2 separate regions of the Homo sapiens genome follow, and region 1 is linked to region 2. The links are chromatin contacts, found by Hi-C or POLR2A ChIA-PET in ENCODE. All regions are on one chromosome and are shown on one strand. The core of a region is the stretch at or near the end of the contact, and the rest is flanking DNA. Distances in the headings are between cores, read along the strand shown.

Region 1 (5,775 bases), core at 456-2,955, 74 kb before region 2:
GCATCCCAGGTGATTTGCATGGGGGTGGTGGTGCATGGAACACATTTTGAGAAACAATGATATGGCGGCCTCAATGAGTTAATCAGCTTTTAATGATAAGAAATTTGGGGACAGGCATGGTGGTTCCTAGCACTTTGGGAGGCCAAGGCGGAGGACTACTGGAACCCAGGAGTTTATCAGCCTGGGCAACATGGTAAAACCCTGTCTCTACAAAAAATACAAAAATTAGCAAGTGTGGTGCACACCTGTAGCCCCAGCTGCCCAGGAGGCTGAGGTGGGAGGATCGCTTGAACCTGGGAGGTCAAGGCTGTAGTGAGCTGTAATGGCACCACTGCACTGCAGCCTGGGCATCAGAGCAAGACCCTGTCCCTCCATCCCCCCAATAAAAAGAAAAAAGAAATTCCTGTTTTCTCAATGTCAGGGACTCTTTTCCACCTCTGAAATAGTTTATATATGCCATTCAGGTGCAATTAGTTATATTGTGCCTTGTGACATATCCTCTATTTTTGTCATCAGGTATTTAAATCTTGACTTTTTAATTAAACTTTTCAAGTGCTTACATTGTCTTATCACCCAAAAGGGTTTAGAAACTCCTTAAAAGCAGAGATGACCTGGTATTACTTAATAATAGCAGGAGACTCAAGTACCCCACACAAGGTAGGCACTGACTAAATATCTGTCAATGTGCTTTGTTTTATAGCTTTTAATTCTTTTAATTATAAAAATACAACATCTTATTCCCTGAAAGGATTGTGCGCAAATGAGTGGGTCTGTGTTTGATACGAGCTGATAAACATGAACCGGAAGGAAGAGCAGGCATTTGGCGTAGTCGGGTCAGATTCAAGCAAGCCCAGTCCTTGGGTACTCCACAGCACAGCCTCCGGTCCGTCTTCTTCAGTGAAGAATTTATGCACACATGAGGAAATAAGCTCTTCACCTAAGTTATCGCCAACATTTAATCTCAATACAGATTTTATAAAATTGTACCCAGGGGAGTAACCTTAGAGGTACTGACATCAGTGAGAACATCTGCTGCAAACCTGGGCTCAGGGCCTGTCCCACGGCCCCCACCCCAGTCATCTCTAACCATTGGTGGCCCTTCTCCTTTTCCCTGAAACCATGTTTCCCTCCCACGTGAACATGCGCTTCTCTCTCTCCTGCTTTTCCCACTGTGCCTTCCTTCCTCCTGAATCTGTCCTCTCCCTCCTTTCAGTCTGCCTCCCTACCAGCCCCAATTCTGCTAGTTGCTTTCTTTGTTCCTGGTACTAGCTTGTCACGAGTCAAAAGACAGAAAAAACGGACTAATATCTAATATTGACAAGTGGTATTGCTGTTTTGCAGGGGTAGTAGAGTGTCACTGCCGATGCTGAACAAATGAAGGCTGGCAGGCAGAGGTGGGGCACCTGTGTACAGCGCTGAGTACAAGTTGAGAGTGAGCAAGCCCACCACACTGTGACTTGGGGTGACTGGTCAGGCCACAGGTCATGCTAGCTCCAGGTCGTAATGAGAGGCAGGGACCAGACTAATGGGCAGGAGAGTAAACTGGAGCGAGGAAGTGGCGAGAGGAAGCATGAACTAATGAAAACAAATCCAAATCCACTGAGGGCACAAAGATGACTCAGTTCTCTCCCCCCAGGCCCACAGGATTCAGCGGGGCAGCGTCTGGAGCACAATGACTAAGCGTGCTGTTCGTTCTGCCATAGGTGATGGGCAAAGTTTCAGAGGGAGGTGGCAGACTGAGCTGGCAGTGACTGATGGGTGCACGGACACTAGCCTAGTACCAAGTGGCACAAAAAAAGAACAAAGTCCCTTCCCTCTGAAGCTTACAATCTAGGATCCCAGAGAGATGTGCAGGGAGCATCTTGAATACATTAACTGAGCAATGAAAATCACTGCAGGGAAAGGTTTTTAGAAGAAAAGGGTGACTCATACCAACATCTTTATGGATGAGCAAAACATTGTCATTAGCAATCAGGTAAAAAGCAGTTAACAGTAGACTAGGGAGGGGTAGGAGGCTGAAGGTTTGATTTCAATTTTATCATCCACTCTGGGAGGGTAGGGACTGTATCTTGTTATTATTTTCAAGTTGTCTCAATATTACATGAAGGCACTCGATGAATACTCGGTAACTGTGAAGAGGAAACCCTCACTCCCAGGAGGACTGCGCCAACTTCCCCTTGCCTGGTTCATCTATCCACCGCCCAGCTATCCACTGCCCATGGAATATGATTAAAAACCTGTCAAAAAGTACATTTAGAGAACTGTTCATTTCAATGGGATTCTGGAAATGTCGTAGCTTCAAGGATGTTCCACACTAGCCCCCACAGGCTCACGTTTCATTAGCAGACATTCTCTTTGCATGGGGTGTAAGGCGTTAACAGCCCATGACCACAGGAGAACAAGGTCCCAGTCCCTCGGGTGAGGGGCCCACCTGGTTTGCTATCTGTCCGCGGGTCCATGATGACGAACTCTGGCCGCAGCTTGCTGATGCGCCGCCCTTTGAGGATGGGCACAAGCCCGCCCAGGTACTCCAGGTAGAGCGTGTAGCACGGGCCGCCCACCTCCGGGTCGTCCTCTGTGCGCTTCATGGTGCAGTGCAGCCGCTCGTTGCCGGCTGATGGGTAGCTGACAAAGTCTCTCATGTTGTTCGGATCTGGAATTGGGGGCTGGAGGATACAGGAAGAAAATGAAGAGCTGGGACTCCAGAGAGGCAGAGAGAGAGGGAAAGAGAGTGGGCACGGGGGCAGGTCAACTAAAAACGCTACTGTTCCAGACAGAGCACAGGCTGGGGGCCTGGGGAAGAGGGTAACTATGTGGTGTAGAACAGTGGTTTGCAATGGTAGGAGCATGTGAGAATCTCCTGCAAGCTTTCGAAGCATATCTAAACCAGGATCCCACATCAGACAATGAAATCAGGATCCACAGGGGCAGCCTTGGGCACCTGTATTTTCCAATGCTATATAATACACCGGTGTTGAGATCTGCTCGTGTAGAATCAATAGTGTAAGGCAACTTAGGAAAAAAAAACAACCCAACAGATTCTAAAACTTTGATGTTTCAGGAAAAAAGTAACCAACAAATGGGTCTGCTACTCAGAAGAAGAGAGACAGAATATAAAAGAGAACCACTTGGGAAAACCCAAGGTTAGGGGGACCCACACTTGAACAGCAACTGGCAGATGCATTCTACATGCTACCTTCTAGAGTTCCCACTGGTATAAAAGGTGGCTGACGCTGAGTGCTGGCTGGAGTGGCCCTCCTCAGCAGTGCTGAGAGCAGGCCCTAGAACTGGGGTGGGTCTAATCCTGACTGTCCCCCTAACCAGCTAGGGAGCAAGTTACTTAACTTCTCCTAACTTGTTTCCTGCTTCCTTAAATGCGAATAATGGCATCTGTCAGGAAGTCAGGACTGAACAAGACAGATTTCTAAAAATTAACTGGTGCAATGCTTAGTATATAGGAAATGCTGAATAATGGTCACTCCTTTGATCATCAGAGGGACACAGAAGTCCAGGAATACCAGCTTTGCCATGAGAAAGATAACAGCCACCACACAGGGCAAATCTCTCATGGACATGGACCATGATGCTTCGACAGACTGCAGACCTGGCAGCACATGACAGGATCCTGCACAGCTGCACATGGCCCCATGTGCTCACTCTGGTACCCTCACCTGTCTCTGCCCTGGCTCTGTGGGGAGCCAGCACAGGTGAGGGAGGAGGAAGAGGGAGGGGTGGAGGGCTTTACCTTGATGGTGGGGATGAAGGCAGTGGAGAGGTAGGAGCAGAGGCGGGGGGGCAGAGTCAGCTTGCTGACGTCCTTGTCCTCACGCAAGGTGCTGGCGATGGCCTGCTGGCACAGCAGCTGCAGGCTGGACACCCGGTGCTCCACACGCACCACGTACAGGGCTGGTCCTGATGCCATCAACAGCCTCGAATCCCGGTGACCCCAGCAGATGGAGATGATGGGGCGCTGGCAGGAAGTGAAGGGAAGACAATGCTTAAGCTTTTGCTCTTGTGGGAAGCAAAAAGGGATAATGCACACTTGTCTCGAGCAAAATAAAATAAGCTGTTTTGAGAATACTGGTTTTAAAAGCACAGTAGAGAATGTTAGACACTATATTACGAAAATTCAGTATGTTTATTGAAAATTGGCTAGAGGGCTGGGCATGGTGGCATAAGGCTGTCATCTCAGCATTTTAGAAGGCCAAGGTGGGAAGATTGCATGAGGCCAGGCTGAAAGACCAGCCTGGGCAATACAGCGAGATTCTCATCTTAAAAATAAAACAAAATAAAATAAAAGTAATTAGGTCCCCAGGCCAGAGCATTAAAGCATTGGAATAATTTTATAAAGTTTGTTTACCTGTATTATATTTCATTTAATTTGGGGTCATGAAACCCAACTGAGCTCTGGGTAGTAAGGTTTCTACTAGTAGGGGCAATCACCTTGTGGTGCAGTAACTCACATTCCTTACTGAAGGGCTGTTTTTCTAGATTCCCAAATTACCCAAGGGTGGTTCCCATGGCTTGGGGAGGTGGTGATGAGGTAGACCAGATGGCCCTTCCCTTCCGTCCAGAGTCAGATCAACAATGGACTTGGTCTTACCAGCTGTGTGACCTGGGGACTATCCATAACCCCTAGAAGCCTCCCCCTTTTCTCATGAGTGGGGACCCTGTGAGGATTACAGGAGGTGATGGAGTCACAGCCCTTCTGGGGCCATCACAGTATATAACCCACAGTCACTGCATTTTCAGCCTCCCTTGGCACTGACGGTGCAGGGAAAGAAAGCTCCCTGGAAAGGCGATTGAGGAGAACACGGTTCCTGTGGTAGCCTCGCTAGGGTCATGGCCATCATTATCTTTGAGAATGCAGGCCAAAATGCAAATATGCAAGTTAGAAAATTCTTATAATAAAAAAAAATCCAAAGCTCAGGGGTGCCATCTAGCCAAGGGAGAAAGAAAGGTGAAGGGTCGTGACGGAGAAGCAGCAAGAGATTTGTTCATTCCGATCCAGACAGATGGAGCGCTGATGATCATTCATCTTCCCTTTCTACCACAGGAGGCCAGGCAGTTGCAGGGTGGGGTGATGGCCACAGTCCCCAGGGGAGGGCCGTGTTTGTTGGCCAAGGAGTCTGGAAAACTCAAGTCTAGGGGCTTCTGGGACACTTCCAGGACATGTCTCCATATGAGATGATTCCACACAGGGGGCAGGCCCCACACAAAGGGACCTATTAACTTACAGAAATACATAATCACTGCTGAAGACAGGGCAAACCAACACACAGAAAATGCACAGAAAAATTACTCTGGTATCGTCAACCCCCAAAAGTACAGGTTAGGACAGAGGCTCTATTAGTAACAAAATCATGCTTGATCTTAAAGATACGCTGCTGTCCCTTTACCTCTGAGCCCCCTAAGACAATATTCATAACTTAGAGCTCAAGTCCCCCAAAAAATGGTTTTATTTTTGTTTCTAACTTTTATGTTCAGGGGTACACAAGCAGGTTATATAGGTAAACTGTGTCACAGGGATTTGGTGTACAGGTAATTTTGTCACCTGGATAATAAGCATAGTACCCGACAGGCATTTTTTCTGATCTTCTCCCTCCTCCCTCCTCCCACTCTCCACCCTCAAGTTGTTCCCCTTCCTGTATCCATGTGTTCTTGTTATTCAGGTCCGGCTTAGAAGTGAGAATATATGGTATTTGGTTTTTTTGTTCCTACGTTAGTTTGCTAAGGATAGTGGCCTCCAACTCTATCCATGTTCCTGTAAAGGAC
Region 2 (5,425 bases), core at 2,345-4,844:
TTTCAGACCAACACATAAACCCCGGGACTTCTCAAAGCGATGCCATGGACACACCTGATTTTAGGTCTTTAAACTTGTGTCTAGGGCACCAGAGGGCTAGGAGGAACCCCCAGGAATCACCTGATTTAGTGTGCCTTGAGCAGCCTTGGTTGGCCACACTTGGTGTTATCTGCACTTGTTGTAAAATGTATAATAAAATCAAATTTTTCAAGAGAAATTATTACCCACTTAAAGTGTGAAGAATATCATAGCTCTTTTTTAAAACTGCAAAAATCAGAGGCAGCTGTGAGGTTGCAATCTTTTGAGACCTGGTGATCACTAGAAAAACTGAATCCAGTTGATGGCTCACCTTGCATGGATGTGGACACTGAGAACTCCCAGGTGGCCCCATCTAGCGGAATCCTCTCTGTTGAGACCCTCTTCCTTGCTCTAGTCATAGCTCTGTGGATGCAGTGCTTACAGAACTATCAGCTTGTGAACACCACCCACCCCCCACAGGTCTGTGCTGCTTGAGGAAAAGGACAGAGGCATGTTCACCTTTGAATACTGACACACAGCAATTATGAATATATTGTGCAAACAATAATATATCATTAGAAGTTGTAATCCTTGTTAACTTATATCTTTGAACTATATAGAAGGTATTGGAAACTATTTCAAGTAGTTTACTTTTTTTTTTTTTTTTTTTCACTTTTACCTAAGTTGGCCTCGACCGCATAGCCTCGCCTCCTTGTACGCCAGGACAACCGGCTGGAGCCACCGCAGCTCCCTCAAGTAGTTTACTTTCAATTCCCAAAGGCATTTGAACAACAGCATATACTGCCTGCCTGCCTATGATAAACCAGACATTGTTAGGTGCCAAGGACCGCGATTAGGACATCTTGTCTCCCTGGAGTTCAGTTTCCTAAACAGACATTAATACAGTCCTTTGTACACAGACAAAGGAGGGGGCTCAACTCATGTGGGGAGCAGGGCAACAAACCCAGATTCATTTTTTTAGCTTAGTTTAAAAAATCCTGTATTAGAATTACTGATTTTTTTTTAAGTTAGACCAACATCAACAAAAGTCCTTAAATGACATTGAACATGTCATAAAATTTAGGATTTCCAAATGGTAAATAAAAGCCCACTTCACAGACATCTTTCAGATCTGCCAATGATTTGACCCAAGCACTAGAATCCACAAATGTGCATGTGGCTACAATTTGGTCCCTAACACATTAGTTATTTAAGCCCATAGTCACTCATGTACTTCAGAATGGCCACTGTGGAATAGAACATGACAAATTAAGAACACGATGTTCATGACTGATCAGTTTTTAAATTATTTCCTTATTTAAATGTAATACCAATGAATACTCATCCACTATGACTCTCTCTGTAAAATAATACTTGATGACAAGATGTCATACTCCAGAGGAGAGAGGCTAGCCACATTTACATTTTTGCCTTTAATATCCATCAAAAACAAACCTCTCCATGAAAAAGGCTGCACAGTCACAGCATGACACAAACACAAAAGAGTGGAGGCAAAACATATTTTTAAATGATTTCTAATGTGAAATTGAAGATTTTTTGGTCTTATGACAACACAGTTGCCATTGTTGGATAAACGAAATGTTCACAGACTCAATTTCATCTTTTAGAAATTCTTAATCAGTGGCCAGGTGCGGTGGCTCACGCCTGTAATCCCAGCACTTTGGGAGGCAGAGGAGGGCAGATGACGAGGTCAGGAGATTGAGATCATCCTGGCTAACACGGTGAAACCCCGTCTCTACTAAAAATACAAAAACTAGCTGGGCGTGGTGGCGGGCACCTGTAGTCCCAGCTACTCGGGAGGCTGAGGCAGGAGAATGGCATCAACCCGGGAGGCGGAGCTTGCAGTGAGCCGAGATCATGCCACTGCACTCCAGCCTGGGCGACAGAGCAAGACTCCACCTCTAAAAAAAAAAAAGATTCTTAATCAGTTGAGATGCAGCAGTACATGGAAACATAGTCCCATTTACATACTTTGCTAAGAGTTCCAACTAGTATAAACGAAAAGGTGAGTAACACCCTTAAATTAGAGACAGAAATCTTTCCAGTGATTTTTGGTTTAAAAATAAAGCCAAACTGCTAATGCTGTTATTCTCATTTCCTCCCCTGTCTATAATTCACAGCTGCAGCCTTATCTCCCAGTAGCTTACTTCCTGTTCTCTAAATCCTTCCAGCCTATTTGGCAATGTTAGGACACACCAGAATGTTGAGGAATTACCAGCTGGGGGCCAGCTGGGTTCTCAGTTGCCCGAATTTTGTGCTATGGGGCCATGGATCTGCGCAGTTATCCAGGTATAGAGCTTCCCTTCCCTTTTCAAGGAGAATGTGACTCTCGTTGACTCTCAGCACCAAAGAACTTCTGTCTTGGGGTATTAGCTAAAGTGTATGTTCTTTGACTAAGAAGTCAGAGGAAAGGGTTAGTTTTGACCTAGGCCTTTGATGGTTCAAAAAGATACCAACCTATTACCCTCTCCAATATAAGACATGTTCTCTCATTTTAGAGTGTTACTATTATCAGTGAAGTTATTAAAGGCAGGAAAATCTACACAAAAAAACATAGGGCAGAACTGCAGAAAGCCTACATTTGGGCCATAATCTAAGGCCCTAAGTCAGTCACATCACTTCTTACACCTAGAACTACTTTTAGGGAAGGCAAAACAAGCATCACTTTGCCCATCCCAAGGACGTTCATCTTCTGAGTCAGGAGCCCTCCAAAGGGTGTTGATAGATTTACACAAGAAGCCATCTCAGGGAACAACCAATGTCATCACTATTCAGAAGGATTTCTCTCAACCTAAAACAAATGTAATTTGAATGAACACTAAATACACACAGCTCAAGGAAGAAATCCCTGTGATTATCACCACTCTGTTCTTCTTATTCTGCAATTTATTAAGTGAACCAGCAACAACTACAATTGTGCAAGAAAAACAAAGTGATTGCCAATTTAATTGTAGACACATGTGGTCATTTTAACGAACCAAAAGCACCCTGAAAAGGAGGCTGGAAGAAATTCAACTAGAACAATGGTTCTGCAGACTGCTGCCCCCAGAGATGTCACCGGGAGGTCAGTGGTGAGGAAGGCGGGCTCTGGAGTCTGGCTGCCTGGCTCTGACTCCGGGCCTCGTCATTCACTCACCAGCTGCACAGCTGTGGCCACCAGGACCCTCTTGCTGCCCCTTTCCTCGTCTGCTTGACGCAAGCCATGGTAGCACACCCCTCACGGAGTTGTGAGGAGTATCTTAAGAAAGGACCTCAGACCGGGGCCAGGCACACCGCAAACATTCAGCAAATGAGAGCTCTGTGTTATTAATTCACAAACTCAAAACTCCAGAAGATAAAGACTGCTTCAGCACAGTATTTACATATACAGTTTCCTCTTTAATAAAAGATAAATGTTTTGAAAGGTAATCTCCCTTTCCAGACCTGTCTCCCACCACTTGCACCCCTTACCCAACTCTGTAACTTAAAAAGCAACATCACCACATGCTTCGTGCCACCCTTGGCCAGGAACACCCTTCTGCCCCTTGCCGCCTGGTGAGTAAAGCCTTCCCTGAAGTTCCAAGCACTCCCGCTTGCTCTGCGTGCAGCACCTTCTGCACAGTCCCGGCCCATACGGTACACTGCGCTCCGTCACACAAATGTTCCACACCAGACTGAGAACTTTGTAGCTTTTGTTCTATTAAACTATTCTTGAAAGATGATTAACCGTTATCTGTTCCCTCTCTCTCTCTCAAGAGTAAGATGTTAAAACTGATTCAAATGATAAGGGGTTGGATAACAGCTTTATTGGGACAAAATTCACATATGTAATTCACCCATTGTCAGTGTACAATGCAATGGTTATTAGTATATTCACAGAGTTGTACAACCTTTACAATATGTTTTAGAACATCTACCTCAACCCTCAAAGCCCTGTACTTTTTAGCTACCACCAACCAACCCCACAATATTTCCCTCCAGCCCTAAGCAACCAATTCTCTGTTGTTACAGATTTGCCTACTCTGGACATTTCATATAAAAGGAATCATACGATATGTTCTCTTTTGTGACCGGCTTCCTTCTCTTAGCATGTTTTCAGGGTTTATCCATGTTGTACCATGTATCAGTGTTTACCTTTTAAATATAGCCCAGTAACATTCCATTGTATTGAGAGACCACATTTTGTTGATCTGTTCATCAACTTTTAGCTATTATGAATACTGCTATGAACTTTTGTGTGCAAGTTTTTTTTTTGTATAAACATGTTTCATTTTTCTTGGGTCTATACCTAGGAGTGGAGTTGCTGGGTCAAATGATAATTCTATGTTCAACTTTTTGAGGAACTACAGGACTGGTTTCCAAAATGATGCACCAACTTACATCCCCACTAGCAATGGCTGAGGTTCCCAGTTTCTCCAAATTCTAATACTTGCTATTGCCTGTCTTCTAAAAAATGACAGCCACCCTGGTGAGTGTGCAGCAGTTTGATTTGTGTTTCCCTGATGGTTAATGATGCGGAGCATCTTCTCATGTGCTTGGTGGCCATTTGTGTGTTTTTTGAGAAATGTCTATTCAGATTCTTTGCCCATTTTTAGTTGGGTAGTCTTTACTATTACTGAGTTTCTCTTAAGCCCTCTGAAACACTAACTACATGTGAAGAAAACTTTAGATTTTACTTTCAGATAGCCAAATTTATTTCTGTCATTTGAATGTTCACAAATCCAGTTCTCATTCAAACACAATTCAGTTAATCTCAGTTGGTTGGCAAGAATCTGTGAATGAAATGGCCTAGAGATAATACAGGAACTCAGAAAACAGATCTGTGGTCAAAGCCCTGGAATCTGGGGACCGCCGTGCCTCTAACCAGTTCTGAACCTGCATGTGCTGGGGGGTGACCTTCTAGTCCCAGCTTCCTTAGGACATGTACCAGGAAACACAGTTACACATTCCTTCCTGTATTTTCCAAACTTTTTTGTCAGAAAATAATATATCTTCTTATTGGATAGAGTTTATATTATTAGCCAGGCCTGAATTAGGAAAAAGTGAACTCCACACCAAATCTGATATGAATGCGAAACTACCATTCCATGCTTCTCATCTATTAAGTGGCAGCAAGATTCTTCCATTAAAGCAAGATAAAACAATGCTGAAGAGCTACATTATAATTACGGTCTGGAGGAAACCCAACAGTTAATACTTTCATCTTTTGACCATATTCAGGCATTCATCTGCCTCAAAATCCTGTGGAATAGTACCCCCTATGACTCTAACTTCTATTCTTTTCCACTCATCATAGCTGCAAACTCCTGAGTAAAAATTCTACTGGAAAGTATGTTCAATCACATGCACTATTCATTGAGGTTGCAAATCACTTTGAAAACTTGTGAAATTCACATTTTTCCTCATC

The links. Hi-C counts contacts between places; a loop is a spot of excess contacts on that map. ChIA-PET counts read pairs that join two places held with the same protein, here RNA polymerase II (POLR2A).
Region 1: a loop to region 2 is called in a map of endothelial cell of umbilical vein, with 2.1 times the contacts of the local background. The contact joins two enhancer-like sites. A Hi-C loop is called at or near these places in 1 of 168 maps with a recorded cell type or tissue (endothelial cell of umbilical vein). POLR2A ChIA-PET finds 5 or more read pairs at or near these places in 4 of 52 experiments (H1, HEK293T, IMR-90 and 1 more).

What each region holds. Positions count from the first base shown.
Region 1 is chr6:158,477,946-158,483,720 of GRCh38, reverse strand. It overlaps TULP4 (TUB like protein 4), which reads right to left. Exons shown (of 14, transcript NM_020245.5): 7 at 3,746-3,970; 8 at 2,432-2,666. Among named protein-coding and RNA genes, the nearest start is that of TMEM181, 79 kb to the left of the region's middle. RefSeq lists an enhancer at 3,869-4,370. Within about 2 kb of position 1,705, at least 4 of the 41 ENCODE cell types and tissues checked have a DNase peak (open chromatin) inside an H3K27ac peak, as active enhancers do; they include endothelial cell of umbilical vein, where a contact is called at or near this core.
Region 2 is chr6:158,406,390-158,411,814 of GRCh38, reverse strand. All of the region lies in intron 1 of TULP4 (TUB like protein 4), which reads right to left. Among named protein-coding and RNA genes, the nearest start is that of SNORA116, 86 kb to the right of the region's middle. Within about 2 kb of position 3,594, at least 10 of the 41 ENCODE cell types and tissues checked have a DNase peak (open chromatin) inside an H3K27ac peak, as active enhancers do; they include endothelial cell of umbilical vein, where a contact is called at or near this core.